4 separate regions of the Homo sapiens genome follow, and all the other regions are linked to region 4. A link is a loop called in an ENCODE intact Hi-C map of the cell type or tissue named here. Cell type or tissue: endothelial cell of umbilical vein. All regions are shown on one strand. Links, peaks and the distances in the headings refer to the core of each region. The heading gives the core; the rest is flanking DNA.

Evidence for each region. Hi-C counts contacts between places; a loop is a spot of excess contacts. Peaks named below come from ENCODE experiments on the same cell type or tissue, not always from the same donor. Only the 100,000 strongest peaks of a DNase experiment are listed, where the experiment ranks them.
Region 1: it touches region 4 in a loop (9-fold over the local background); 48 of 110 quality-filtered maps call a loop at or near these places.
Region 2: it touches region 4 in a loop (8-fold over the local background); 21 of 110 quality-filtered maps call a loop at or near these places.
Region 3: it touches region 4 in a loop (2.7-fold over the local background); 3 of 110 quality-filtered maps call a loop at or near these places.

What each region holds. Positions count from the first base shown.
Region 1 is chr20:34,831,802-34,839,304 of GRCh38, forward strand. It overlaps the pseudogene HMGB3P1. Among named protein-coding and RNA genes, the nearest start is that of NCOA6, 9.9 kb to the left of the region's middle. In endothelial cell of umbilical vein, for the core only: no CTCF peak of the experiment used is centred there; a DNase peak (open chromatin) is centred at 2,760; H3K27me3 peaks cover 980 bases.
Region 2 is chr20:35,266,809-35,273,793 of GRCh38, forward strand. MMP24-AS1-EDEM2 (MMP24-AS1-EDEM2 readthrough) reads right to left here. Exons shown (of 15, transcript NM_001355008.2): 2 at 5,197-5,337. It overlaps MMP24 (matrix metallopeptidase 24), which reads left to right. Exons shown (of 9, transcript NM_006690.4): 6 at 397-611; 7 at 2,952-3,090; 8 at 4,761-5,027. Among named protein-coding and RNA genes, the nearest start is that of MMP24-AS1-EDEM2, 7.8 kb to the right of the region's middle. RefSeq lists an enhancer at 6,891-6,960. In endothelial cell of umbilical vein, for the core only: a CTCF peak has its summit at 2,661 (motif pointing left); a DNase peak (open chromatin) is centred at 2,643.
Region 3 is chr20:35,017,789-35,025,291 of GRCh38, forward strand. It overlaps TRPC4AP (transient receptor potential cation channel subfamily C member 4 associated protein), which reads right to left. Exons shown (of 19, transcript NM_015638.3): 9 at 3,402-3,568. Among named protein-coding and RNA genes, the nearest start is that of MIR499B, 31 kb to the left of the region's middle. RefSeq lists a silencer at 305-505. In endothelial cell of umbilical vein, for the core only: no CTCF peak of the experiment used is centred there; a DNase peak (open chromatin) is centred at 3,553; H3K27ac peaks cover 1,912 bases.
Region 4 is chr20:35,204,619-35,212,121 of GRCh38, forward strand. All of the region lies in intron 4 of MMP24-AS1-EDEM2 (MMP24-AS1-EDEM2 readthrough), which reads right to left. It also overlaps a transcript of PROCR not described here. Among named protein-coding and RNA genes, the nearest start is that of MMP24, 18 kb to the right of the region's middle. In endothelial cell of umbilical vein, for the core only: a CTCF peak has its summit at 3,957 (motif pointing left); a DNase peak (open chromatin) is centred at 3,883; H3K27ac peaks cover 539 bases.

The DNA.
Region 1 (7,503 bases), core at 883-5,882, 370 kb before region 4:
GTTTAAAAATAAATAAATGAACAAGCCAGGTGTGGCAGCACATACCTGTGGTCCCAGCTACCCAGGAGGCTAAGGCGAGAGGATCAGTTGAGCCCAGGAGGTTGAGGCTGCAGTGAGCCATGTTTCCATTCCTGCATTCCAGCCTGGGTGATGGAGCAAAACCCTGTTTCGAAATAAAATTTAAAAAATAAAGAAGTGAAAGCAGAGTTTCAAAGAGATATTTGTGCACCCCTGTTCACAGCAGCATTGTTCACAATAGCCAACATGTGGAAGCAACCTACATATCTATAGACAGTTGAATAGATAAGCAAAATGTGGTCTATACATGCAATGAAGCATCGCTCAGCCTTCATGAAGGAAGGAAATTCTGACCCGACGTACACCACAGATGAACCTTGAAGATATTATGCTAAGTGAAATAAGTCGGTCACAAAAAGACAAATATTGTATGATTCCTCCTATATGAGGTTCCTAAAGTAGTCAAATTCATAAAGACAGAAAGTAGAGTGGTTGCCAAGGGCTAGAGGGAGAGGGAATGGGAAGTTTGTGTTTAATGAATACAAAGTTTCAGTTGGGGAAAACAAAGTTCTGGAGGTAGATGGTGGTGATGGTTGCATGTGAATATACTTAATGCCACCGAATTATATGCTTAAAAATGGTTAAAATGGCAAATTTTATGTTATATATGTATTTTACCATACACACGCACAAAAGATTCCAGAGCCACTATCCTAATTTTTTCACCTTGTTGTCCATGTCCTTAAGCCAAGGGTCATGGGTGTTCCTGGGATCTGCAAGAATGCAAAGAGCTGAGAAGACAGGGGCGCATTGGGCACCTGCAGATCCTGTAGGTAAAAATAGCAGGAGCCTAGGCAACACAAATACTTGTTGCCTGCAGGCAGGCAGCAAAAGAACAAAAACAGGCCATAAACTAGCAGATAGTATAGCATAATGATTACAATATTGGGCTCTGAAGCCAAAGTGAATCTGAACACCCAAGTTCAGATTCTAGCTCTGCCATTTATTAGCTATGTGAAGAAACTGCAACCAAAAGGAGATAAATGACTTGTCCAACAGGGTCCAAAGTATTTTCTCATTTATATTGTTTAAAAATCTTTACATGGGTTTTGTTTCATTCTATATCCCCAGTAGACTGTAAGCTCCCCAAGGAAGCTATGTTTGTAATATCCTCACTTGAAATGTAACTTAACTTCTTTGTGCTTCAGTTGCCTCACCTGTGGGATGCAGAGAATAAGGGCTCCTACTTCATAAGGTTGTCAAGCATATTAATGAATTTATACCTATAAATGTTTAGGAGAAAGCTTAGTGCTTATGATAGTCTCAACAAGCAATAGATTGAGAGAGGCTTCTGAAGAGGTGGTCAGGCTATTTCATAAAATGTTTTGAGCAAGAAAAACAGTCCTAAAACATCCAGGATTGTTCTAGATTTGGACTAGAGTGAAGAAAAAGCAAATCAATTGTTCTTTGATAATTTGATTTGTATTTATTGGACTTCTACTTTCATGTGTGTCCAAACAGGCTCAAGCTCTGCAGTGATAAGACTGACAGTGAATACTTCAATGATGTCTTTAAGAAAAACAATAATAAAACAGGGGAAAAAAGAAAGAACAAAACCATCTAGAAAGTGTCAACATTTTACTGTCTGCAGGGTTCGTCACAACAGTGCCAAATGACAAACTTACCACATTTAGTTGGATGAATTTTGCCCTGCAGAAGGATATCACCTTTTTTTTTTATAGGCAAACAGTTTATTTATTCATCCTCCTTCTCTTCCTCCCCATCTTCTTCATCTTCTTCTTCCATCTTTTCCCAGGCAACTTTAGCAGGACCTTTTGTGCCGTCCAACTTTCCTTTCGACTTATAGTCAGCAACATCCTTCTCATACTTCTTCAGCTTTGCCACCTTAGTGACATAAGGCTGCTTTTCACTGTCATTTAAGTTATTCCACATCTCACCCAGCTTTTTTGCCACGTCTCCAATAGAGATGCCAGGGTTTGTGGATTTGATCTTGGGGCAGAATTCTGAACAGAACAGGAAGAATCCAGACAGTGGCCTTTTGGGGGCATTAGGATCGTTCTTGCCTCCCTTAGCTGGTCCATAATCCTTCATTTCTCTATCACAGTGCACTTTATCCGCCTTTGCCATTTAATCGAATTTAGACTCTCTCTCTCTTTTTTTTTTTCTGAGATGGAGTTTTGCTCTTATTGCCCAGGCTGGAGTGCAGTGGCACGATCTCAGCTCACCGCAACCTCTGCCTCCTGGGTTCAAGCCATTCTCCTGCCTCAGCCTCCCCAGTAGCTGGGATTACAGGCGCCCACCAACACGCCCGGCTAGTTTTTTGTATTTTTAGTAGAGACGAGGTTTCACCATGTTGGCCAGGCTGGTCTCAAACTCCTTACCTCAGGTGATCCACCCAACTCACCCTCCCAAAGTGCTGAGATTACAGGCGTAAGCCGCCGTGCCCAGCCTAGACTTCTCTTTCCCAGACATTGTCTTCCACCTCTCAGAGCACTTTTTGGAAAATTCTGCAAAATTGACAGGGACCTCTGGATTTTTCTTATGCTCTTCTCTGCACGTCTGCACAAAGAAGGCAAAAGCAGACATCTTGCCCCTTAGTTTCCTGGGGTCACTTCTAGCCATCCTGACTGTATTGTTCACTAGTCTTGAAGGATATCACTTTTAAGTGGACACCATTCACATGACATTATAATTTGCAAATTTATTATGATAATTTACCAGTAGATGGCAGTAAAATGCCTTGTTATTTCAGAATCTGTTCGTTGTAACAATTTTCAGATATATGGAAATAAAATGCCTTGAGGAGGGGGTCACTTGTGCTTTGCATAAAGACATGCTATGGCGAGGCGCAGTGGCTCATGCCTGTAATCCCAGCACTTTCGGAGGTGGAGGTAGGTGGATTGTGTCAGCCCAGGAATTAGGGACCAGCCAGGGCAACATGGCAAAACCCCGTCTCTACAAAAAAATACAGAAATTAGCCAATCGTGGTGGTGCATCATGCCTGTAGTCCCAGCTCCATGGGAAGCTGAGATGGGAGGATCACTTGAGCCTGGGAAGCAGAGGTTGCAGTGAGCTGAGACTGCACCACTGCACTCCAGCCTGGATGACAGAGTGAGACTCTATCTCAAAAAAAAAAAAAAAAAAGCGGTGGTGGGGTGGGGGCTTACTATGGGCAAGCCATGGCTTGCTCTTCAGGAAAAAAATCATTGAAAAAATAGAAGAAATAGACTAATAATTACACAATTTTAAAAAGTGGAAGAATATCAAGTGACCATACATACACAAAAAGGTGGGGGTGGGGGAGAAAAAAAAAACTGTTTTCAAAAATATTCTGAAATTTTAAAGCTTTTTATTAGAGTATAATATAAAGACATAAAAGTACAGAAATCGTAAGTGTAAAGCCTGTTGAATTTCCACAAAGCCAACACACATGTCTAACAAACACCCAAATCAAGAAATAGAACATTCAGCCCCACAGAAGCCCCTTCCAGTCATTACCCACAGCCCCCAAGGTTAAACAGTATTTTAACTTCTAACTCCATAGATTAGTCTCACCAGGAGTTAAACTTACAGATTCATCTACATTGTTGCATGTAGTTGTAGCATGTTCATTTTCATTGCTGGGTAGCATTTCATTATTTATTTTTTATTTTTTTGAGACAGAGTCTTGCTCTGTCACCCAGGTTGGAGTGCAGTGGTGGGATCACAGGTCACTGCAGCCTTGACCTCCCAGGCTCAAGTAATCCTTCTGCCTCAGCCTCCCTAGTAGCTAGGACCACAGGTGCATGCCACTACACCATGCTAATTTTTGTATTTTTTGTAGAGACGGGGTTTCACCATGTTGCCCAGGTTGGTCTCAAACTCCTGGGCTCAAGTGATCCTCCCACCTCTGCCACCCAGAGTGCTGGGATTACAGATGTGAGCCACCACACCTGGCCAGCATTTTATTGTTTGAATACACCATAATTTATCCATTCTACTGTTAATGAGCATGTGGGTTTCCACTTAGGAGCTATTTTATTTTATTTTATTTATTTTTTTTAGAGATGGACTCTTGCTCTGTCACCCAGGCTGGGGTGCAGTAGTGCGATCTCGGCTCACTGCAACCTTCGCATCCCTGGTTCAAGCAATTCTCTGGCCTCAGCCTCCCGAGTAGCTAGGACTACAGGTGCACGCCACCATGCCCGGTTAATTTCTTTTGTATTTTTTAGTAGAGACAGGGTTTCACTGTGTTGCCCAGGCTGGTCTCGAACTCCTGAGCTCAGGCAATCTGCCTGCCTCGGCCTCCCAAAGTGCTAGGATTACAGGCGTGAGCCATCACGCCTGGCCAGAGCTTTTTTTGTTTTGTTTTGAGACAGAGTTTCGCTCTTGTTGCCCAGGCTGGAATGCAATGGCGTGATCTCGGCTCACTGCAACCTCTACCTCCTGGGTTCAAACGATTCTCCTACCTCAGCCTCCTGAGTAGCTGGGATCACAGGTGCCCACCACCATGCCCGGCTAATTTTTTATATTTTTAGTAGAGACAGGGTTTCTCCATGGTGGTCAGGCTGGTCTCAAACTCCCGACCTCAAGTGATCCGCCCACCTCGGCCTCCCAAAGTGCTGGGATTACAGGCGTGAGCCACCGCACCCGGGCCGGAGTTATTTTAAATTTTACTACTATGAACATTCTTGTGCATGTCTTTGGATGAACATGTGTACAATTTTTTGCTGGATAAAAACCTAGGACTAGGATTGCTGGGTCATAGAGTTTGCATTCAGCTCTTAGCTCATATTACCAAATCCTATGTCTTTTTAAAACAGTTTTATTGACAGGCTGGGCACGGTGGCTCATGCTTGTAATTCAAGCACCTTTGGAGGCTGAGGCGGGTGGATCACCTGAGGTCAGGAGTTTGAGACCAGCCTGGCCAACATGGTGAAACCCCATCTCTACTAAAAATACAAAAATTAGCTGGGCGTGGTGGCGGGTGCCTATAATCCCAGCTACTCGGGAGATTGAGGGAGGAGAATTGCTTGAACCTGGGAGGTGGAGGTAACAGTTAGCAGAGATCCCGCCATTCCATTCCAGCCTGGGTGACAAGAGTGAAACTCTGTCTCAAAACAAAAATCAAAAACAAACAAAAAACAATTTTCCAAAACAAAACAAAAAAACAGCTTTTGAGATATAATTGACATACTATACAATTTACTCATTTAAAGTGTATTATTCAGCCGGGTGTGTGGCTCAAGCCTATGATCCCAGCACTTTGGGAGGTTGAATCGGTTCGCTCACATATGTCCAGGAGTTCGAGACCAGGCTGGGTGACATGGTGAAACCCCATTTCTACCCAAAATACAAAAATTAGCCGGACGTGGTGCTTTATACCTGCAGTCCCAGCTATTGTGGAGACTGAGGTGGGAGGATCACTTGAGCCCAGGAGGCGGAGTTTGCAGTGAGCCAAGACTGCACTATTGTGCTCCAGCCTGGGCTACAAAGCCAGACCCTGTCTCAAAAAAAAAAAAAAAAAAAGTATAATTCTATGGTATTTAGTGTAGTCACAGATATGTGCAACCATCACCACAGTCAATTTTAGAACATTTTCATTGCCTCAGAAGAAACTCTATAATCTTTAGGTATCTCCCTCTCCCCAACCCCCCCATTCCCTCAGCCCTAAGGAATCACTAATTGACTTTGTCTCTGTCAGTTTGCCTATTATGGATACTTCATATAAATGGAATCATACAATATGTGACCTTTTGGCTTCTCTCACTTGGCACAATGTTTTCAAGGTTCATCCATATTGTAGCATGTATCAGTATCAGTACTTTATTCTTTTTCATAGCTGAATAACATAATATGTATTATTATGTGAATATACCACATTTTGTTATCTTTTTGTCTGTTGATGGACATTTGGGTTGTTTTTTACCTTTTGGTATTGTGAATAGTGATGCTATGAACATTCATGTACAAGTTTTTCTTTGAACACCTGTTTTCAGTGATTTGGGGTTTATGCCTGGGAATGGTATTGCTGGGTCGTATGGTAATTTGGTTTGTCTTATTAAAGAAATGCCAAACTGTTTTCCATAGCTGCTGTACCATTTTACATTTCCACCAACAACGTATGAAGATTCCACTTTTTCACATCCTGAGCAACATTTGTTATTTCCTTTTTAAAAAATTATTGTTGTGGGCGCACAGTGGCTCACACCTGTAATCCCAACACTTTGGGAGGCTGAGGCAGGAGGATTGCTTGAGGCCAGGAGTTTGAGACCAACCTGAGCCACATAGTAAGACTCCATCTCTATTTAAATAAAAGATAAAAAATAACATTTAAGTAAATAAACAAATAAAAATAATATTTATGGCCAGTCTAATTGTTGTGAAGTGGTATCTCATGGTGATTTTGACCTGTTTTAATCTACATTTCCCTAGTGATTATGATATTCAGCATCTTATCATAGACTTATCTTTGAAGAAATGTCTGTTGAAGCCCAGGCACAGTGACTTACACCTGTAATCCCAGCACTTTGGGAGGCCAAGATGGGAGGATTGCTTGAGTCCAAGAGTTCCAGACCAGCCTAGGCTGCATGGCAAAACCCCATCTCTACAAAAAATACAAAAATTAGCTGGGTGTGGTGACATGCACCTGTAGTCCCAGCTACTCAGGGGGCTGAGGTGGGAGAATCTCTTGAGCCTGGGAGGTGGAGGTTGCAGTGAGCCGAGATGGTGCCACTGCACTCCATCCTGGGTGACAGAGTGAGACTCTGTCTCAGAAAAAAAAAAAAAGTGTCCTTTTTGTTTTGTTTTGTTTTGAGGCAGGGTTTCACTCCTGTCACCCAGGCTGGAGTACAATGGCACGATCTCAACTCAGTGCAGCCTCGATCTCCTGGGTTCAAGGGATCTTCCTGCCTCAGCCTCCCCAGTAGCTGGGACTACAGGCACGTGCCACAGCACCCAGCTAATTTTTTATATTTTTGGTATATACAGGGTTTCACCATTTTGCCCAGGCTTGTCTTGAACTCCTGGACTCAAGCGATCTGCCCACCTTGGCCTCCTAAAGTATTGGGATTACAGGCATGAGCCACTGAACCCTGCCAAGAAATGTCTATTGAAGTCCTTTGCCCATATTTTAATTGAGTTGTTTGTCTTTATGTTGTTGAAGTGTTTTTAATATATTCTGGGTACTATATAAAGTACTCAGATCAGATATAAGATTGCAAATACTTTTCACATTTTTTGGACTGTCTTTTCACTCAAGATTGTCCTTTTATGTACAAAACTTTTTAATTTCAATGACATCCAATTATCTATGTTTGCTTTTGTTGCTGTGCTTTCGGTGCCACATCTAAGAAACCATTTGCCAAATCCAAGGTATGAGGATTTACCCCTATGTTTCCTTCTAAGAGTTTTATAGTTTTAGCTCTTATATTTGTGTCTTTGATCCATTTTGAGTTACTTTTTGTATGTGGTGTGAGGCAAGGT
Region 2 (6,985 bases), core at 693-5,692, 62 kb after region 4:
TCTTGGCAGAGCAGTTGGAGTGGGTGACGGGTAGAAGCTGCACTGGGGTGGGAAAGAGAATAAATGAAGGGGGTGAGGAAGTGGGGCCAGTGCGTGTGAAGGGGGCAAAGAGGGTATGGCCTAAGGAAGAGCGCTGACCCTAAGGAAGGACATGATTGCTCTGTAACAGGAGAGAGAAAAGAGAAGATACCAGATTCGGGGATGGAAAGATGAGAGTCCCATTCTAATGGCTATTTTCATCCATTTTCTCAAAGACTGGGGGAGTTAAACTGGGGAGAGGGAACAGGAGGCTGAACTGGGACAGACTTGTCTCAGAGCTGCCTGGGTGATGCTGAGACTGGCAATGGGAGGCGGGAAACGGCTGCCCCCTCTCTAAGATGCAGCTCCTCTCTCCAGGACCCCCAGCCGAGCCTCTGGAGCCCACAAGGCCACTCCCTACACTCCCCGTCCGCAGGATCCACTCACCATCGGAGAGGAAACACGAGCGCCAGCCCAGGCCCCCTCGGCCGCCCCTCGGGGACCGGCCATCCACACCAGGCACCAAACCCAACATCTGTGACGGCAACTTCAACACAGTGGCCCTCTTCCGGGGCGAGATGTTTGTCTTTAAGGTAGGGCCAATGGATTGGCACCACCCAGCTGGCCCCTGACCTTTCCTCCTCCTCCCCGACATCATGGAGCTGGGGAAGGCTCCTGATTTGGGATTCGATTACAATGGGGCCTGGACAGGAGCTAGCCCAGTGGCCAGGGCATGGGGTCTCTTCCTAGTGCTGCTGGGTGAATCAACTGTTCCCAAGAGGGAGGGGGAAAGATGGGTGATCCCTCACCTCCCCTGGGGTTAATGCTGGGAGAAAGTGCTGGAAGCTGGCTTCTGGTCTGTGACCACCCTTCTTGGGACCTCAGTTTCTCCATCCGAAACCTGGGGGAGTCATTCCTCTAACAAAGAGTGTGTGAAGATCCAGTGAGTACCCGGCTCTGAAGATGGTCAACTTGGAGTAGGGGCTAGGTCAGTGGTGGCTGAGTCTGACTCCAGACCCTACCAAGGCTTGAGGGGCTGCTACTGGCAGCAGCCCAGGGTATATCTTGTCATCTGTCCTCCATCAGCCATGGACTGACAGGGTGGCAGTCTGCTTGACGTGTTGCAGGTTGGGCTCTCGGGGAGTGAACTCTGAGGTGGGGTCTGGAATGCAGGATTTCGATTAGAGAGTACTTTCAGAATCAACATTTGTGAGGGGGAGAAGGAAGCAGGACAGGGAAGAGGGAGAGGTTAAGTGGCAACAGAGGCCCATGGCAGCCTCAGCCACCCCCGCAGGGAGCTCTGGGGCTACGGTGGCCTGTCACTCAGCCTACGTTGGGTCCAAAATATCTGGAACATTATAACCCCTACCTCATTCAATCACTGGATGAGGAAGGGCATCCAGTGACTGAGGAGAGCTCTCTGAAGCAGGGAACATCCCCAAAGGGGCTGACAGTTGAAAACTGCCTGCTGGCCACACTGCTGGCCACTGGGGCAACAAGCCCTTCTCTGAAGGGGATCTGGGCAGGGTGGCTCCATCACACAGGATGGTGAAAGAGGCTGCCTCGCTCCCCTTGTGGAGTTCTCCCAGCACGCACTGAGCACTGCGCAGGAATCGGGCAGCGTGAGTCAGCCCCAGTCTGGCTTCTCACTGAGTGGCTCTAGGCAAGTCACCTGGCCTTTCTTAAGACTCCGTATATCTCAGATCAACTTAACAGAGACATGAAAGTCAAAATAAGGTCAAAAACCTGGATGTGAAAGTGCTTTGTAAAACACCTTTTAAAATACTAGCTTTTGTACCATCTTTTACAAATCATGCTTCTTCTTCTGCACTCATTCTACTTTGATCCAACTGAACCGTTCATAGGCAGGTCCGGGTTTTATCATCCCCATTTACACATAAGAAAACTGAGGCCTGGAGGCTGGGCGCAGTGGCTCACGCCTTGCAATCCCAACACTTTGGGAGGCCAAGGAGGGCGGATCATAAGGTCAGGAGATCAAGACCATCCTGGCTAACATGGTGAAACCCCATCTCTACTAAAAATATAAAAAATTAGCCGGGTGTGGTGGCGGGCGCCTGTAGTCCCAGCTACTCAGGAGGCTGAGGCAGGAGAATAGCATGAACCTGGGAGGCGGAGCTTGCAGTGAGCCGAGATTGCGCCACTGCACTCCAGCCTGGGTGACAGAGCGAGACTCCATCTAAAAAAAAAAAAAAAGAAAGAAAACTGAGGCCTGGAGGCTACAGGCCTTGCCTAGACTGCTTGTGTACCAGCCCAAGACTGAGGCACCAGTTACAAGAGGCGTTTTTACTGGACTCGGACTATTTAGCTGCCATTTACTCAACATGGACTGTGTGCCCCGTACTGGTCTGGGCATTTTGCCTAGAATCTCTCATCTGATTCTCCATTATTACCTGCACTTGCAGGTGAGGCCTAGGTCATGCAGCTATAAATGGAGGAATGTGAATTCATGCCCAGGTCTCGAGGGAATTCCCATGACTTGGCTTCCATGATCCTGGCCCTGCTGGATGGAGCCAGCCTCATGGAGGGCGCTCGGCCCAGGCTCAGTGACCACCCCAGCCTCCCACTGTCCCGAGGACCAGTCTGGCTGATGTCAGTGACGCTCCACTGCCCCCATGTGGCCACTCCAGGCCCCAACATCATCCTTTCCGGCTCCCTCACACCTCCTTTTCCACACCAGGCCTGTCTGCTGTTTGTCTCATTGTCCACCCAGCAGCAAGAGTCAGCAGGAGGCTGAATTGAAGACAGTTACAGGAGCATCCTGTCTTCCTCCCAGGGCTTTAAAAGTCAGAAGCAGCTAATGGACAGTCTCGGTGGAGGGCTGGGCTGTTGGGACCTAAGCCCCACAGCTGCAATCACTGGGTTCGGAGGCAGGGCCTGACACACCTCTCTCCCCCTCTCCCGCTTCCTCCCAGGATCGCTGGTTCTGGCGTCTGCGCAATAACCGAGTGCAGGAGGGCTACCCCATGCAGATCGAGCAGTTCTGGAAGGGCCTGCCTGCCCGCATCGACGCAGCCTATGAAAGGGCCGATGGGAGATTTGTCTTCTTCAAAGGTAATGTAGACTGTGCTGTGGGACAGTTCCCTGCCCAAGGTCTTGGGACCTCCTTTTTCCCATCTAAACTGGAAGAGGCGGGGTGGGAGGCAGATGTCCTCAGAGGGCCCCTCTAGTCTAACGGAGACACTGACCTCTGACAAATCAAGTCAGAAAGTGAGACTGAGAATCTGTATGTGCCGAGATTGGTGGGGTGACCAGCTTCGTCCACATGAAGTAGAGTGTGGGACAAGCAATTGAAGACCACCCAGTACCTCATGGGAGGCCATCGGGTCAGTTCTGTAAGAACCCAGAGGGAAGAGGTCACTCAAGCTGGGGAGGTCGGGGGAGGGTGTGGGAGGGAGCTAAGGTGCCCACCCTGTACCCAGCACTGTGCTAGGTTGTTTCATGACAGTTATCTTGACTCGGGCCAGACCTCAGATGGGTGAGATACAGATAGTGAGAAGCAAGGAAGGCATTCCAGAGGGACAACGGCTGAATAAAGGAGCAGGGCTGGGATGTGTACGGACGGCCACAGGGCTTAGAAGGCCCACCTGATGGCCACGGAGGCCCCGCCTTGGAAAGCTGTGAGAAATGGCCCAGAAAGGTCATTTGGAGGCAAATCCTGAAGAGCCCTGGCTGCCAGGCCAGAATGTGGTCTTGATCCATTAGGCCAAGGCTGGAAATTCATGGAATGTTTCCGAGCAGCAGAGAGCCAGAGGGCAGGAGGTGACAGACATGGCAGGGGCAGGGCAGCCATTTCTGAGGTGGTTCTGGAGCGCGCCACTCATGAGGCCCAAATGAGGGAGGAGCCGTGCAGCTGAAGGGCAGGGGACAGCTGCCAGGAGAGTCAGAGGGCCTCAGAAGTGGCTGAATACTCGGCCAGGCGCAGTGGCTCACGCCCGAAATCCCAGCACTTTGGGAGGCCAAGGCTGGCAGATCACCTGAGGTCAGGAGTTTGAGACCAGCCTGACCAACATGGTGAAACCACGTCTCTACTAAAATTACAAAAACTAGCCAAGCATGGTGGCACGTGCCTGTAATCCTAGCTACTCAGGAGGCTGAGGCAGGAGAATCGCTTGAACCCAGGAAGTGGAGGTTGTGGTGAGCTGAGATCACACCATTGCACTCCAGCCTGGGCAACAAGAGCCAAACTCCATCTTAAAAAAAAGAAGTGGCTGAATACTGAGAGGAGAAGGAAAGAGAGGGTCAACAGTGAGGCTAGGACTCCCTGTTGGGGACCTGGGAGGCAGAAGGTGATGAGGAGGGAGCCCCTCTGTGGTGCAGATGAGGAGCTCTGGGGAGCCAGCCAATGCAGAGCTGCCGGTAGGCCGAGGGAGGTCAGGGTTTCTGGCTCTGCTGCTCAGGTCCAGTGGGAGAGCCTCAGAGTCGGGTGTCACTGGTAGCAGGTTTGGGGAGTGGTAGTGCATATGCAAAGTCATGTAAGTGGCTGAGATCACCAGAGAGGAGAGAGGAGCAAGTCACATGAACAAAAGAGGGTGGGACTCGGAGCCCAGGCAGCAGAGGCAAGTTGTCCAGGATCTGTGACTGGCCTCAGGCTTCGTGCCCTTCCCAACTCTAACTGGGCCAAGGGGCTGAGGGCATCAGACTGTTTTCACCTGACACCCTGAAGATGGGCAAACGGCACTGAGTGACTGGGGAAGCTGATCCTGGGCTCCTCTTGGCCACAGGTGACAAGTATTGGGTGTTTAAGGAGGTGACGGTGGAGCCTGGGTACCCCCACAGCCTGGGGGAGCTGGGCAGCTGTTTGCCCCGTGAAGGCATTGACACAGCTCTGCGCTGGGAACCTGTGGGCAAGACCTACTTTTTCAAAGGCGAGCGGTACTGGCGCTACAGCGAGGAGCGGCGGGCCACGGACCCTGGCTACCCTAAGCCCATCACCGTGTGGAAGGGCATCCCACAGGCTCCCCAAGGAGCCTTCATCAGCAAGGAAGGATGTACGTAAGGGCCGGGCCAGGGTGGGCATGGGGAGCCGGTTTTATGTGGTCCTCACCAGTGCCCACGGGCATACTCAGTGCCCATGGGCGTCCAGGTTTGAAAAAACACCTGGTGGCAGACAACTGCCTCATATCTACCCATGTTCACGTGGTCCATTAATTCACTTACCAGCTGCCAAGTCACACTTTTTCATCTGCAGGAATGATTCACGGCAGAGAGACGTTGTCATAGACTGACTTCATTCCTTCAGACAGCATTTCTCAAACACTTATCCTCAGTGTACTCCAGGGACGCCTTGAGTTACCCAATCTGAAAAGCAATGATGGGCATGCATGTTTCAAAGCCACTTTTTCACAGGGCTCGAGGGCAAGAAGATGGAAAGAAAACCTTCAAAAAAAATTTTTTTTTAAATTCTAAGAGATAAGGTCTCACTCTGTCGCCTAGGCTGGAATGCTGTGGCATGATCATAGCTCACTGCAGCCTCAACCTCCTAGTCTCAAATGATCCTCCTGCCTCATCAGCCTCCCGAGTAGTTGGGATTATAGGCACATGCCACTGTGCCTGGCTAATTTACATTTTTTTGTAGCAACAGGGTTTCACTATGTTGGCCAGGCTGGTCTCAAACTCCTGGCCTCAAGCAATCCTCCCACCTCAGCCTCCCAAAGCCCTGGGATTACAAGTGTGAGCCACTGCATCAAGAGAGAAACTTTTTATGTTTCCTGAACTCCTCCTAGAAGCCATGCTGGCCACCAGCCCCCACGACTGCCATCAGACACTCAGCCTGTCTCCCCACCAGCCTAGGAGCTTCTCAGGAGGAGCTGCTAGCCTGGCCAGATGCAGAGTGGGCCTCCAGGAGTGTTTGTTAAATAGATCTCCATTGATATGGTCAAAAACACAGACTCTAGAGCTGGACTGGCTGGGTTCGTAACCACCATAGTACCACTCACTATGAATCTGAGCAAATCTTTAATAAGTTTTCTGTTTTCTCATTTATAAAATGATAATAACAGTACCTACCTTTATATAATGGTTTTGTGAGGATTAAAGAAGACAAATTATGTAGCATACTTAGAAATAATGCCTAGCACACCATCCATGCTGTATATTTTAGCTGCTATCGTCATCATCATTGTCATCATCATGGGTTTCAGTTTATGTGGATTGACAGGATTCATTCACTCACTCCATAATAATAGACAGCTTGTGTGGTGGGAGCTGGGGACGTAGCAGTCAACAGGACTTGCAGACGTCCAAGTCTAGGGGCATAAAGCAAGATGGCAACAGACGCTATAAGGGAAAGACTCCCAGCACTTTGGGAGGCTGAGGTGGGAGGATCACTTGAGGCCAGGAGTTCGAGACCAGCCTGAGTAACATAGTGAGATTCATCTCTACAAAAAAAAAATACAAAAATTAGCTGGGCGTGGTGACATGTGCCTGTAGTCCCAGCTACTTGGGAGGCTGAGGCCAGAGGATTGCTTAAGACCAGGAGTTTGAGGCTGCAGTGAGTTACAACTGCACCACTGTACTCCAGCCTAGGCAATGGAGTGAGACCTTGTCTTAAAAAAAAAAAAAAAGGAAATAAATGCTGGGAGAGAGCAACGAGCTAGAGGGGGCCGTGTTAGAGATGGCTGGGAAGGAGTCTCTGAGGAGGCTTCACTGCTGAGAAAGCCAATGGCCACAGCTGCTATTTGTTGGCTGTCTTGTATACCTGATGCTTTACGCACAAGATCTCCCTTTTTGGGGAGCCTCAGAGACAGGTGACATCAAGGACCGAGACCAATGAAAGCCCTAGCCACGGTGGGAAGCCAGCCAATGAGGACGGCCTAAGCAAGCTGCTTTGCCCACTGGCTGGGCCGCTCAGGCTGTTGCTCGAGCCCTGGGGTGGTTGCCCAGGGAGTGATTGGCAGGGCTGCCCAGCCTCTCTCCCAGAAGGCTCCCAAAGGTCCTGCATCTGTGT
Region 3 (7,503 bases), core at 1,510-6,509, 190 kb before region 4:
GTAATTGCGATTTTTGCCACTGAAAGTAATAGAGGTGACTATTCTCTTCCTACTAGAAATCACAGCCTCTGGCCAGTGTTAAGACTCATAAGCAGCCCAGAATCTGTTAGACTGAGGCTGATGTAAAATGACACCTGTTCTGCCACTCAGGCCTTTACTAAAACCCAGCCTGGATCTACCTTGCCCTGCTTAACTGGGGGTGGGGAGGTACGGCTGACATCTATGGTGTTCACCAAGCCATGTGCCTTCCTGTCTCACTCCAAAGGGCCCTAAGCCAGGCCCAGGTCACACAGCTATAAAATGTTCCAACAATGGCCCAAAAAAATTCATCCAGTGCAATTGCCTCACTGCACAGACTAGAAACCCAAGCTTAAGAGATTAGGGGTGAGTCACACAGCTGGGAAGAGAGGGGCCTTCTAAGGCAGACTTGGACCTGACCCTGGGTCTCCTAAGTTCAGGCCAGTGCTTAGGTTTGAGGTTTCTACTACATCATTTCCCTTTTCTCTTAACAATACCAGCTTCTCGGCCGGGCATGGTGGCTCACGCCTGTTAATCCCAGCACTTTGGGAGGCCAAGGCGGGCGGATCACTTGAGGCCAGGAGTTTCAGACCATCCTGGCCAACATGATGAAACCCTGTCTCTACTAAAAATACAAAAATTAGCTGGGTGTGGTGGTGTGTGCCTATAACCCCAGCTACTTGGAGGGCTGAGGCAAGAGGATCGCTTGAGCTGGGGAGGCAGAGGTTGCAGTGAGCCGAGGTCATGTCACTGCACCACTCCAGCCTGGGTGGCAGAGCAAGACTGTCTCAAAAAAAGAAAAAAAAAAAAAAAAAAAAAAGAAAGAAAGAAAATAGCAGCTTCTTCATGTGTAAAATTTGTAAAACAAATTTTACTTGTAGAATGCATTATTCCTACTCTCAGGTCCAGCCCCGTAGCCTGCTCTATAGCAGGATGGTAGGCAGGTGGGCGAGATGAAGTGCCACTCTACCAGAGGAGGCAGCGGGTACAGGCTCAGGCATTTATCTCTGCAGTCAGACAGCCCTGGGTTCACAAGATAGCTCTGTGACCCTGGGCAACATTCTTTGAACCCAAGTCCCTTGATAGAAAAGGCGATGGGGGACGATGGAGCTGTTGAAAAGGCTCAGTGAGGTACTGTAGAAGCTACTCAGGGGGCACTAAAAGAAACGACTGCTATATGGATGGTTTTCATTAGCACCAGAGGGATGAAACTTGACAGCACATGGGGAGCCTTTCCAGTCCTGAGATTTCAATTTGGCCAAGATTGGTCTGAGAACTTGGCCCAACTGCTCATTAACGAGGAGGCCTCTTTAAGGAGGAAGCCTTCTGTGAGGCCTGGCCAAGGAAACCCTTCCCCTTGCTACCCAGTGTAGGCAGGATCTGGGAATCCAGATCCTCACGGTGCCCGGCACACAGCAGAAACCCAGGAAATGCTGACTGTGCAAATGAGAACACGCTAGTGAAACAGTGGTTTTGGGGGGCCAGGATTTCAAGGTCATTAGTGGTCCCTTCCCAAGGAACCAGCACTGTAATCATACAGTTTAACTCAAGACCGCAACAACTCATAGCAACCTGGCAACAAGAAGGCTCAGGGAACAGAGAACTGCTGTGAGAGGGCAGAAAGAGGAGACAGGGCAGCAGAGTTTAAATCCTGGCTCTATCCAGGCCTGTCCCCTGAGCGCACAGCCCAGTTTATGCCCTGGCTTTCTCAAGAATCGAGTGTGGGGACACAGAGTCACCACCTGTTGTGTAACTTACTAAATACCTGAAAATTCAAACAACTGTGAAAGTGCCTCGAAAAAGTAATAGCACTCAATGCACAGAAGCTGTCCCTACAATTATTTCACATATAAGCAACTGCGAAAGTGCCTCAAAAAAGTAATAGCACTCAATGCATAAAAGCTGTCCCTAAAACTATTATTTTTTATTAAAAACATGTTCCGTATTGAAGGAAGGGACACCAATGCTGTGGCTATCACCGTGGGATCTCATCCAGTGTCCTGGTTTTAAATACAACCATATGCTGAGGACTCCCAAAGTGATACCTCCAGCCTTGCCATCTCCCCAACACCAGGTGTAGGTAATCAATCCAAGTGTCAATTCTAACACACACCTCAAATCTACCTTGTACAAAACACAACTCCCCATCTTCCTCCCTAAGCCTGCTCCTCCACCCCTTACCTGCTAGTCTTAACCACCTCAATACCTGGCAAATCCATTCTCCTACTTCCTTGGGCGAAAAACCTTGGGAGTCACCCTTAACTCCTCTCCTCACTCTTAAGTTCACATCCAAACCATCAGCAAATCCTATCTTTCAAAACATATCCAGAATGCAACCACCTCCCACCAGTCCCACCATCAATGTGCTGGTCCTAGCTGCTATCATCTCTTGGCCCTATTATGAGGGCCCCTAATGGTCGCCCTATTCCCTTCCTTGCTGTTTCCAGTCTTTCCAAAAGCAGTCAGAGGAATGACTTCTCACTTCACTCAGAGTAAAAACCAAAGTCTTTAAAATGGCCTGTGACAGCTTGACATGACCTGGTCCCTGTGAGCCCTCAGCCCTCCTCTCCTGGCTGTTTGCTCCAGGCTGTCCCGCGCTGCCTCACTGTTCCAGCAACTATGCACACTCCTCCCCAGGGCACTGCCCCCTCCCACCTGGTACACTCTTTCATTCTCTTCTGGACGTTTTCATCCTCACTTGTAAAATGGGGGTAACTGCACCTCTGTTGCCCAGACTTGTGACAGTCCAGTGTCTGACTCAGAAAGATGTGGAAGGACTGCTGAGCCTCCAGCCTCTCCTGCCCCCATGCTTGGTTTCCTCCCTAGAAGGGCGCGGTCTGCAGGAAAAGGCTACTTCTCAATAGTCTTGAGGAGGGCCGCACTGTTCCAAGCCCTTTTTCCTCCACTGTAGGTTATGGGCCCCTCCTCCTCCGTCTTGGAACTACTTCAAGGCTCAGGGAACCTTGCACATCTGGAGCTCCCTGTACTTGCCCAGTTTTCCTAAGCAGACACAGCTCTGGGCTCTGTCCCACTGCCCTGAGCCCACATCAGGTTGGCAACTCCTCTAGCATGTCCACAGGGCCAGGCTTGCCAGCTTTCAACTCTTTAGTCTTCACCTCACAGAGGCAACTGCCTGCTTCTGCCCTCAGCACCAACCAAGACTGCCTAGAAACGCTCCATACAGCAAGGCACAGTGAAAAGACTCCCGGTTCTGGAATCAGCCTGGTTTCCTTATAGGTAGAACAGAAGGAGAAATACCCCTATGCTTTGCCAGGCTAAAGCGAGAGCCATTCTAACAGAAGGCCCAGTGGAGCACCTGGCATACCATGAGCACCCGGGCAGCACCTGCTCCCCGTGTCCTGAGACGCTGGAGAGGGGCCCACCTGGTTTCGCTGACGCCCCATCAGCAGCACGCAGAGGACATAGAGCACTTCCAGTTTGTACATGATCTCATGCATAATCTTCATTGACTGGGGCAGCTGGGTTCTGGCTGACGTGTGAGGCAGGCCATTCTCCTCAGAAGCCCCTGGAGGAGGGAACACAATGGAGGCTGACACAGCCACCGGAGACAGGATTGAGTCACAGCTTGTGAGGAAACACGTTTCTGCCCCTCGAACCTGCTCTGAACAGACTTGTAGCATGGCCATTCGGCTGGGCCATGAGCCCAAAACACAGACTCTGAAAGCTGCAAAACTCCCTCCACAATCCCAGGAGCCAGGTGAGCGCAGAGACTCGGAAAAATGGACTCTGCAATAGTTGTGCCTCATCAACTTTAACATAAAGTAAAAATATTCGGACACAGCCAATACAGTAACATGACCCATCCCTCCCTGCTTATGCCCTTCTCCTGCCACCAACCAGACCCCCAGGAAGTGCCCAGGCAGATGTATGACAGCAAATTATGGGGACCGCTCTTCAAGTCGCAAATGGCCCTGCTTACTTGGTTCTTCTGCTGAGACTCCATGAGGGACACTGCTGAAGCCCAAGAGGGATTCTTTTTGAAGAATTCCCCGTTTTTTAAAAGAAGAACCATCTAAATTTTTCTAAGGTTCAACTTTCTAAAGCAGACTGGGTATCACAACTGATGCTACTGATGCAGATGAACATATTATCTACAGGCAGATTTTCATTTTACCCAATGTCATTACTGCTAACATCAACAGCAGCTAAGTGATATTTATGGGACACTTGATATGTGTCAGACTTGCTGGCTTTATGACTTTGGGCCAGTCACCTCCTCACTAGGCCTTAGACTGCTCTGCAGCAGACAGCTAGGGTTACTGTGCAGACTGAATGGGAACGTAAGAGAAGCCCAGCATCTGATTCTTAGGAAGCCCCCATTCACTCCTAGATCCTTTCTTTACTTATTTACAGAGTCTTGCTCTGTCACCCAGGCTGGAGTGCAGTGGCATGACCTTGGCTCACTGCAACTTCCGCTTGCTGGTTTCAAGCAAGTCTCCTGCCTCAGCCTCCCGAGTAGCTGGGACTACAGGCATGTGCCACCACGCCCAGCTAATTTTTCTATTTTTAGTAGACATGGGGTTTCACCATGTTGGCCGGGCTGGTCTTGAACTCCTGACCTCAAGTGATCTGCCCGCCTCAGCCTCCCAAAGTGCTGGGATTACAGGCGTGAGCCACGGTGCCCAGCGTAGATCCCTACTATTTTAAGAGGGCATTGGTCAGAGTCAGGAGAGGCTAGGTGATCTTAGCAGAGTGACTTCCCTTCAGTTTCCTCATTTTAAAGGTGAACAGATGAATCAGTAACTGCCAAGGTCCTCTCAAGTTCCTACAGGAACTGCTTCCCTAGAGGCCTTTTGCAAAGGCCTCTATGTGTTATAGAGGAGTGGTTATCAGATATATTCAGGTAAGGCTCATACAGAAAACACAGTGATACTCTTTAAAGTATCAAGACAGAAGACCCTAACTTATTCCGACTAGGTGTGGTGGCTCATGCCTATGATCCCAGGACTTTGGGAGGCCGAGGCAGGTGGACTGCTTGAGCCTAGGAGTTTGAGACCAGCCTGGACAATACAGTGAGACCTCATTGCTATAAAAAAATTTAAAAAATTAGCTGGGCATGGTGGCATGCGCCTGTAGTCCCAGCTACTCAAGAGGGAGAGGTGGAAGGATCGCTTGAGCCTGGAAGGTGAAGGTTGCAGTGAACCAACAGAGATCGTGCCACTGCACTCCAGCCTGGGCGACAGAGCTGGACTGTCTCAAAAAAAAAAAAAAAAGAGAGAATCTAACTTACTCTATCCTACAGACTTGGAACTATCTTTCCCCGTCATGTTAAAATCACAACCTTGGAAGACGACAAGCTGCTGAATGAAGTGTGACTGAGACACAGTGTGACACGGTAGTTAAGAGCACTGACCCTGAAGCCAGACTACTGGGTTTGAACCCCATTCACTAGCCGGGTGGTCTTCAGTAAATCAGTGGACCTCTCTGTGCTTCAGTATCCATCCTCCTTTGTAAAACAGCAATACTGACAACCATACCTACCCCTTAATGTTGTAAGGAGTAGAGGGATATACTGAAGGTGCCTGGAACATAGCCCCAAGTAAGCAACATACAATTAGAAACTAAATAGAAGTTAAGTTCTCAGAAAACTGAGTTTTTCTGCGAATGCTTGCTTGTTACTTTGTATTCTTTTTCATCTCCAAGCTTTTAATGGGAACTAAACAGGCAGGAGGCAAAGACTTAGGAAAAATTTACTGGAGAAATTTTTAATTTAAGAGATTCTATCTACTCATATTTATTCTCCTGTACCTTGGGCAAAAAACTATAGTTACTCAATTTCCATGTTAGCACTCCTTGGCCCAGCTTCCAGAACAGTTAAGTGTCAGCTAATCTGTGAAGTGAACCTGAAGAACTATCACGCAGAATCCTGCCTCTGTCGTGCACTGCTGTGAGACCTTGCGTGCTTGGCATCCTCGGCACCCAGCCCATGGTGCTCTAGGGAGTCCTGCAGGGAAGGATGTTTATGCAAGCAGTGGGCACAGTGTGGGGCACACAAGTCCTACTGAGAAATGAACGTCTGCGAAGAAAGAGACAGGGCAGCCTGACCCCTCTCCAAGTCACCACCAACTTTTGGTGCCTGGCTTGCGCAGGCCTGACAAGACTTTCTGTGATAAATATTTTCAAGAAACAGTCTCCAAAGCAATGGCCAGAGCTTAGCAACAAGGTCAGTCCCAAGGATGAGGATGGGAAAACCAGCTCACGAGGCCTGTGCTCCCCTGAGTCTCTTCAGCTCTACCACACCGATTGGAGCGGTCACCACTCTCTGTCTGCACTGCACTGTTTTCTGCGGACATGCACACTCACTTTTTTTTTTTTTTAACAGCTTTGAGGTACAATTCACATACCATGCAATTCACCCATTTAGTTAACCATGGTATCGTGATTTTTAGGACATTCATAGAGTTGTGCAGCCATTACCACAATCAATTTTAGAATATCTTCATCACCCCCCAAAAGCAGCCTTGTACTCACTACCAGTCACTTCCTATTTCCCACCAAACTCCTTAGCTCTAGGCAACCATGAAACTATTTTCCATCTCTATGCAATTGCCTGTTCAGGACACTTCATATTAATGAACTCATGCAATATGCCATCTTTTGTGACTGCTTCTTTCACCTAGTACAATGTTTTCAAGGTTTATCCATGTTGTAGCCCCTATCAGCATTCCCTTTTATTGCTGAATAATATCCGCTAGTATAAATATATCACATTCTGGCTTGGTACAGTGGCTCAGGCCTGTAATTCCGGCACTTTGGAAGACCAAGACGGGAAGATCATTTGAGTGCAGGAGTTTGAGACCAGCTTGGGCAACACAGCAAGATCCTGTCTCTTTTTATTACAAAAAATAAAAAAATTAGCTGGGCGTGGTGGTGTGCACCTGTTTCCAGCTACTCGGGAGGCTGAGGTAGAAGGATGGCTGAGCCTGGGAGGTCAGGGCTGCAATGAGCTGTGATCACACCACTGCACTGTAGCCTAGGTGACAGAGAGAGACCGTCTCAAAAAAAAAAAAAAAAAAAAAAAAAAAAAATTCTGTTTATTCATTAATCAGGTGACAGTCATTTGCGTTGTTTCCATATTTTGGCTGTTATGAATATGCTGTGATGAACATACCTGAACAAATTTTTGTGTAACATATATTTTCATTTCTCTTGGGTATATACCTGGGAGTAGGATTTCTAGGCCCTATGACATAACTGTATGTTAACCCTTTGAGGAACTGCTAGACTCTTTTCTAAAGTGGCTGCACTATTCTACATGCCCACTAATAGTGACTGAGGGCTCTGATTTCTCCATATTCTTGCCAACCCTTATTATCCACCTTTTTTGATGATAACCATTCTAGTGAGTATGAAGTACTATATCATTGTGGGGTTTGTTTTTTCCTCTATCATCTAGACTACTTAAGTGCAGTGGCAGGATCACAGCTCACTGCAGCATTGAACTCTGGACCCAAACAATCCTCC
Region 4 (7,503 bases), core at 1,105-6,104:
CCTGCCTTAGCTTCCCAAAGTGCTGGGATTACAGGCATGCGCCACCATGCCTGGCCCCCAAATGGTTTCACTGGGAAATTCTACCAAATGTTAAAGAAAGAAATAGTATCAATTCCACACAAACTCTTCCAGAAAATCAAAAAAACTTAGCTCATTTTATGAAGGCAGCATGGTCCTGATGCCAAAATTTGAAAAAGATAACAAGAAAACTATAGAACAATACTTCACATGAACATATACCCCAAAACTTCAACAAACTACAAACTATTAGCAAAGGAATCCAGAAATATATATATATTTTTAAAAAATAATACTTCACTACTATGTGGAGTTTATCCCAGGTAATTTAATGCTGGTGTAACATTCAAAAATAGCCAGGCATGGTGGCTCACGCCTGTAATCCCAGCACTTTGGGAGGGTGAAGCGGGCAGATCACCTGAGGTCAAGAGTTTGAGACCAGCCTGGCCAACGTGGTGAAACCCCGTCTCTACTAAAAATACAAAAATTAGCTGGGTATGGTGGTGTGCACTAGTAGTCCCAGCTACTTGGGAGGCTGAGGCAGGAGAATTGCTTGAACCCGGGAGGTGGAAGTTGCAGTGAGCTGAGATCGCACCACTGTACTCCAGCTTGGGGGACAGAGCAAGACTCCATCTCAATAATAATAATAATAATAAATAAATGAGCATAATTCACCATATTGGCAGACTAAGGAAGAAAAAAACACATGATAATCCTAACTGATGAAGAAAATGCATTAACAAAATTTAAAACCCATTCATGATAAAAAAAAAAAAATCTCTCAGCAAACTAGAGAAGGAAACTTCGTTAATCCAAAAATATATATATATATTGGCCGGGCGCAGTGGCTCACACCTATAATCCCAGCACTTTGGGAGGCCGAGGCAGGCGGATCACCTGAGGTCCAGAGTTCAAGACCAGCCTTACCAACGTGGAGAAACCTCGTCTCCACTAAAAATACAAAATTAGCCGGGTGTGGTGGTGCATGCTTGTAATCCCAGCTACTCGGGAGGCTGAGGCAGGAGAATTGCTTGAACCTGGGAGGTGGAGGTTGCAGTGAGCCAAGATCATGCCATTGCACTCCAGCCTGGGCAACAAGGACAAAACTCTGTCTAAATATATATATATATATATATATATATATATATATATGTATATATACACACATATATATGTACATATATACATATATCTACATATACATATATACATGTATACATATACATATGTATACATGTATATATGTATATATGTGTATGACCTCCGGTGATCCCCCCCCCAACCTCGGCCTCCCAAAGTGCTGGGATTACAGGTGTGAGCCACTGCACTTGACCGCAAATCACATTTCTAACAAAGGACTTGAATCCAGAATTTATTTTTTAACATTTTTAAAAAATTTTATTTTATTTTATTTTTGGTAGAGACAGGATTTTTGTATGTTGCCCAGGCTGGTCTCAAACTTCTGACCTCAAGTGATCCTCCTGCTCAGCCTCCCAAAGCACTAGGACTACAGGCATGAGCCACTGTGCCTGGCCTAGAATTTATAAAGAACCCTCAGTAGGGCGCAGTGCCTCATGCCTGTAATCCCAGCACTTTGGGAGGCTGAGGCAGGCGGATCACGAGGTCAGGAGTTCAAGACCAGCCTGGCCAACATAGTGAAACCTCGTCTCTACTAAAAATACAAAAAAATTAGCCAGGCATGGTGGCAGGCACCTGTAATCCCAGCTACTCAGGAGAATGAGGCAGGACAATCACTTGAACCCGGGAGGCAGAGGTTGCAGTAAGCCAAGATGGCGTCACTGCAGTCCAGCCTGGGCAACAGTGTGAGACTCTATCTCAAAAAAAAAAAAAAAAAAAAAAACTCTCAAAACTCAGAAATAAGAAAACAAACAATTTTTTAAAAAGGCAAAAGTTTTGAACAGGCACCTCACCAGAGAAGATACATGGATGGCAAATAAATATTTGAAAATATGCTCAACATCATTTGTTGGTAGGGAATTGCAAATTAAAACCACAGTAAGGTATGTCTATACACCTATTGAAATTGAAAAAAATCCCTGACAATACCAATTGTTGGTGAGAAGGCGGAACAACTGCCACTCTCATAAATTACTGGTGGGAAAACAAAATGATACAGCCCCTCTAGGTTTCTTATAAAGTTAAACACACACTTACCATAGGCTCCAACAATCCCTCCTAGAAATTAGCCCAAGTAAAATGAAAATTTATGTTCATACCAAAACCTGTACGTGAATGTTTACAGAAGCTTTATTCATAATTGCCAAAACTAGAAACAACCTAAATATTCCTCAACTGGGAAGTGGAGTAACAAACTGTGGTACATCCATACAATACACTACTACTCAGCAATGAAAAGGAATTGACTACTGATACACTCAACAACATGGATGAATCTTAAATCCATTATGCCAAGTGAAAGAAGCCAAATTCAAAATACAACATATTGTATGGTTCCATTTTATATGACAGTCTGGAAAAGAAAAAACTATAGGAATAGAGAACATATCAGTGTTGCCAGGGCTTAAGGGTAGGGAAGGCTTTGACTACAAAGGGGTAACAAAAGGGAATTTGGGAAGGTGATTAACTGTTTTATTTTTTTGTTTGTGTGTGGTGGTGTTTACATAATTCTTTGCATTTGTCAAAACTCACAGAACTCTACACCAAAATGTAAATTTTACTGAATGTAAATTACAATTAAATTATATGTATGCAAATCTATTATGTGTATGTTTGTGTATATATATATATATATATATACACATATGAATATTTTTAAAAGCTTTTTCCCCTCATATTACTATCAAGTCATATCTCACAGATTTTGTATTTGTACAATTATTCTTTCTTGAGCCTGAAATTAGTTAGGACTGTTTTGTTTTGTTTTTTTCTTGAGATGGAGTCTTACTCTGTTGCCCAGGCTGGAGTACAGTGGTATGATCTCGGCTCACTGCAACCTCTGCCTCCCAAGTTCAAGTGATTCTCTGGCCTCAGCCTCCCGAGTAGCTGAGACTACAGGCGCTCACCACCACACCTGGCTAATTTTCATATTTTTAGTAGAGACGGGGTTTCTCCATGTTGGTCAGGCTGGTCTCGAACTCCTGACCTCAGGTGATCTGCCTGCCTTGGCCTCCCAAAGTGCTGGGATTACAGGTGTGAGCCACCACGCCCGGTCAAGTTAGGACTGTCTTCATCTCTGTTAACCTTCCATTTCCTCTCCTTCCACAAAACCTAAACTTTATTATTATTTGAAACATAATTTTTGAGTAAGTTATTCCGTCTCAAGAAGGTCCAATTCGTGTTATTGAGAATGGTAAAATAATACACTACCTGCCCTGGGCACTTTAGTGAGAATCCATTTATTGGGTTAACTAGCAGTGACTGTGGATGGCAGTGAGCAGGCCTGGGAGTGGCCAGGACATAGGACAGATGTGCTTTGATGGGAGAGAAGGGAAGGAAAAGCCGGCAGCACAGCGATGGGAAACTAGAGGCCAGAGGTAGAGGTGGAGGGCAATGATCAGGGAGCAGAGATGACAGCATGCCAAGGACATCCTGTGCTGACTTCACAGGCTGGCTCTGGGCATAGGCCAGTCTCTTCCTGGAGCTTTCATTTTCTCTCTTCGGAATCTGTCAACTCTCTACTGCAATCTGTTCCACAGTCGTATAGCCAAAATCCTCTTGCTCTGTGTCTGTTTATTCAACAAATATTTATCTTAACTGACTCTAATCACATTGTCTCCTGTTTGTCCTGCAGTGAAGCCCTTTTACATCTGCTTATCTCTTTTGATCCAAGGGAAGGAGACTTAACCCTGACTTCCAGAGAAGGAAATAGTCTCAGAAAGGTTAAGTCATTTATCTGAAGTTGCCCTTTTAATACTGAGTACTGGACTCTCTCAGTATCCGCGTACTCTGCTGCCCCCTACCGTGAACATAGCAATAGGTTTTAAATCACAAAAACACACAGCAGAACACTACACAACACTGGAAAGACTACGACACTATAAATAGTGCTTACATTTGTTCATTTAGCAAATATTCAGCTGGACGTGGTGGCTCACGCCTGTAATCCCAGCACTTTGGGAGGCCGAGGCAGGTGGATCACTTGAGGCCAGGAGTTCAAGACCAGCCTGGCCAACATGGTGAAACCCCACCTCTAAAAATACTAAAATTAGCCGGGCATGGTGGCACGCACCTGTAATACCAGCTACTCGGGAGGCTGAGGCAGGAGAATTGCTTGAATCCAGGAGGCGGAGGCTGTAGTGAGCCGAGATCACACCACTGCACTCCAGCCTGGGTGATACAGCAAGACTCCATCCCCAAAAAATAAATAAACAAATATTAATTGAGAGCCTACTATATGCCAGAAATAAGCAGGTATTGTCCTTGTGTTCATGGAGCTTATGGTGTAGAGGGGGAGACAGAATTACACAAAATAATTACTTAATTACAGTTTGAATAAATACTATGAAGTACAAGGTGCTATATGAGGGTATAGAATAAGGGTATGTAGCCTGGTCTGGAGGCTTAGGGAAATCTTACATGAAGTAGAATTCATAGGAATAAATTATTGGTTGGCTATGGGGGAGGTTAAAGAGACATCAAGAATGCCTTCCAGGTCTCTGGCATGAACAACTGGGCAGATAGAGCACTGTTACTAAGCAGGGGAAGCCTAGAGGAGGAAGACATTATGAATGGAAAGAATATGAACTTGGCTTTGGCTTTTTGCAGTTCGGGAATCCCACGAGACATTAAGGTATAGATGTGGAATAAGCAATCAGATTCAGGAGTTTGGGAGCAAGGTCTATGCTAGAAATAGAAAGTTGGGAGTTGTTGGGATACAGATTATATTTGAAACTGTGGTCATGGATGACATTTCTTAGAAAATAATAGAAAGAGTAGAAGGCTTATAACTTCCCTGAGAAACTCCAGAATTTAAAAGGTCAACTGGAAGAGATGGAGCTAGCAAAAACTTAGGACAAGGGGCCAAGGAGGGGAAAATCAGGAATGTGCAATGATGCCAAAGTCAGGGGAAGTGTATTTCAAAAAGAAGACTGGTCAACCATGGTGGTAATTACAAAGAAATCAAGTGCAATGACTTTCTTGGTCTACGATGATTTTTTTGGTCTGCCTAGTGAAACAGATTCAGTTTCAGAGGACTAGAGGTGGAGAAGACTAGGCCACTACCTCTTAGAAAACCTCCTAAAGGCCACCATAGCCTATGGTCTTGAACCAGTGGTCTTCATAGTCTTTTGCTCACATACCACTTAAAATAATTTTGATAAATAATGTGAGCTGGGCACAGCGGCTCAAGCCTGTAATCCAAATGTTTTGGGAGGCTGAGTCTGGAGGATCACTGGACCCCAGGAGTTTGAGACCAACCTGGGCAACATAGAGAAACTCCATCTCTACAAAAATTAAAAAATTAGCCAGGTGTGGTGGTGTGTGTCTGTAGTCCTAGCTATTTGGGAGGCTGAGGTGGGAGAATTGCTTGAGCCCAGGAGTTCAAGGCTGCAGTGAGCTATAATCATGCCACTATACTTCTACCTGGGCAACAGAGCAAGACCCTATCTCTAAGAAAATAAATAAATAAAATTTTTAAAAAACATTAGGCCAAGTGCAGTGACTCATACCTGTAATATCAACACTTTGGGAGGCCAAGATGGGAGAACTGTTTGAGCTTAGGAATTGAGGACCAGCCTGGGCAATATAGTATGACCTCATCTCTATGAAAAATTTTTAAAAATTAGGTGGGTGTGGTGGCACACGCCTGTAGTCTCAGCTACTTGGGAGGCTGAGGCGGGAGGATCACTTGAACTCAGGAGATTGAGGCTGCAGTAAGCTACGGTTGCGCCACTGCACTCCAGCCTGGGCAACAGAGCGAGACCCTGTCTCAAAACAAACAAACAAAAATATAGACATATTTTTAAAAGATAATAGAAGGCTATTTTCTGAATCTTGTATTTTTAACTGTCCCCAGTTCTGAACTTTTTTTTAATTGCCCCGTGCAATGTATCATTCAGGGTGGGTCAGATATATGCCTTTCTTTCTTTTCTTTTTTCCATTTTTTTTTTTTTCTCTGAGATGGAGTCTCACTCTTGCCCAGGCTAGAGAGCAATGGTGTGATCTCGGCTCACTGCAACCTCCACCTCCAGGGTTCAAGCGATTCTCCTGCCTCAGCCTCCCCAGTAGCTGCGATTACTGGCACGTGCCACTGTGCCTGACTAATTTTTGTATTTTTAGTAGAGACAGGGTTTCACCATGTTGGCCAGGCTGGTCTTGAAGTCCTGACCTCAGGTGATCCACTCACCTCTGCCTCCCAAAGTGCTGGGATTACAGGCGTGAGCCACCATGCCTGGCCTTTCTTATGAAGACTAGCAGAACTACAATTATGAAGAAAAAGTCGGCTTGGAGCCTCAACCCCAGGAACTTTCTCAGGTGGAGTACATCTGGAAGTTGAGGATCTGGAAATGAATTTCCTTAAATATATCCATGCATGAGTACCGCTTACCAAGCCTTCATTTACTTTACGGCTATTGCATACCCCATTTGAAAACCAGTGTTGCAAAGGACTGGGGGCAATCTGAAACTACTGGGTTCCTGGAACCTGGCACTGATTGATGGGGCCAGTGGGCCCTAATGAGATTGCACCTCCATTTTAAAAGCGTGAAAGGTATAAGGAGATTCAGAGATAGGTGTAAATGGCTTGCGGGAGCCTCCAAAATTTTCAGGTCCAGGTACCTCCCACCCCTTCAAGGGACTGTCTGATACTATTCTATGGCTCCTGGAATGAAGAACCAGTCATCAGGACCTGCTGGCCTCTATTAAATTAAGAGTCCAGTCAGATTTAACAACCTGAAGATGAGGTGTAACTGTGAAGCAATATATGGCTGATTTTTTAACACACCCATCCAAATACATCCACTCCAGCTGATTCATTCTCTCAACTCCCATGTGCTAGGTAATGTATGAGGTGCCAGAGTTACCCAAAAAACAAACAAAGCACAATCCATAGGCCAAGTCCTGCAGAAACTCTAGGAGAGAAACTTTTAAAGAAATAATTATAAAAACACTGTGATCGGCTGGGCGTGGTGGCTCACGCCTGTAATATCAGCACTTTGGAAGGCTGAGGCAGGAGGATCACCCGAGATCAGGAGTTTGAGACCAGCCTGGCCAACATGGTGAAACACCATCTCTACTAAAAATATAAAAAAATTAGCTGGGTGTGGTGGCTCACAACTGTAATCCCAGCTACTTGGGAGACTGAGAGCAGGAGAATTGCTTGAACCTAGGAGGCAGAGGTTGTAGTGAGCCAAGATCATGCCACTGCACTCCAGCCTGGGTTACAAGAGTGAAACTCTGTCTCAAGAAAAAAAAAAACAAACACTGTGATAAAGAGTTAATAAAACTATGTGCAAGAGCTAGGGGAGTACTGAAGAAAGAGTGATTTGAGTAAGAACTTTGTAAGAC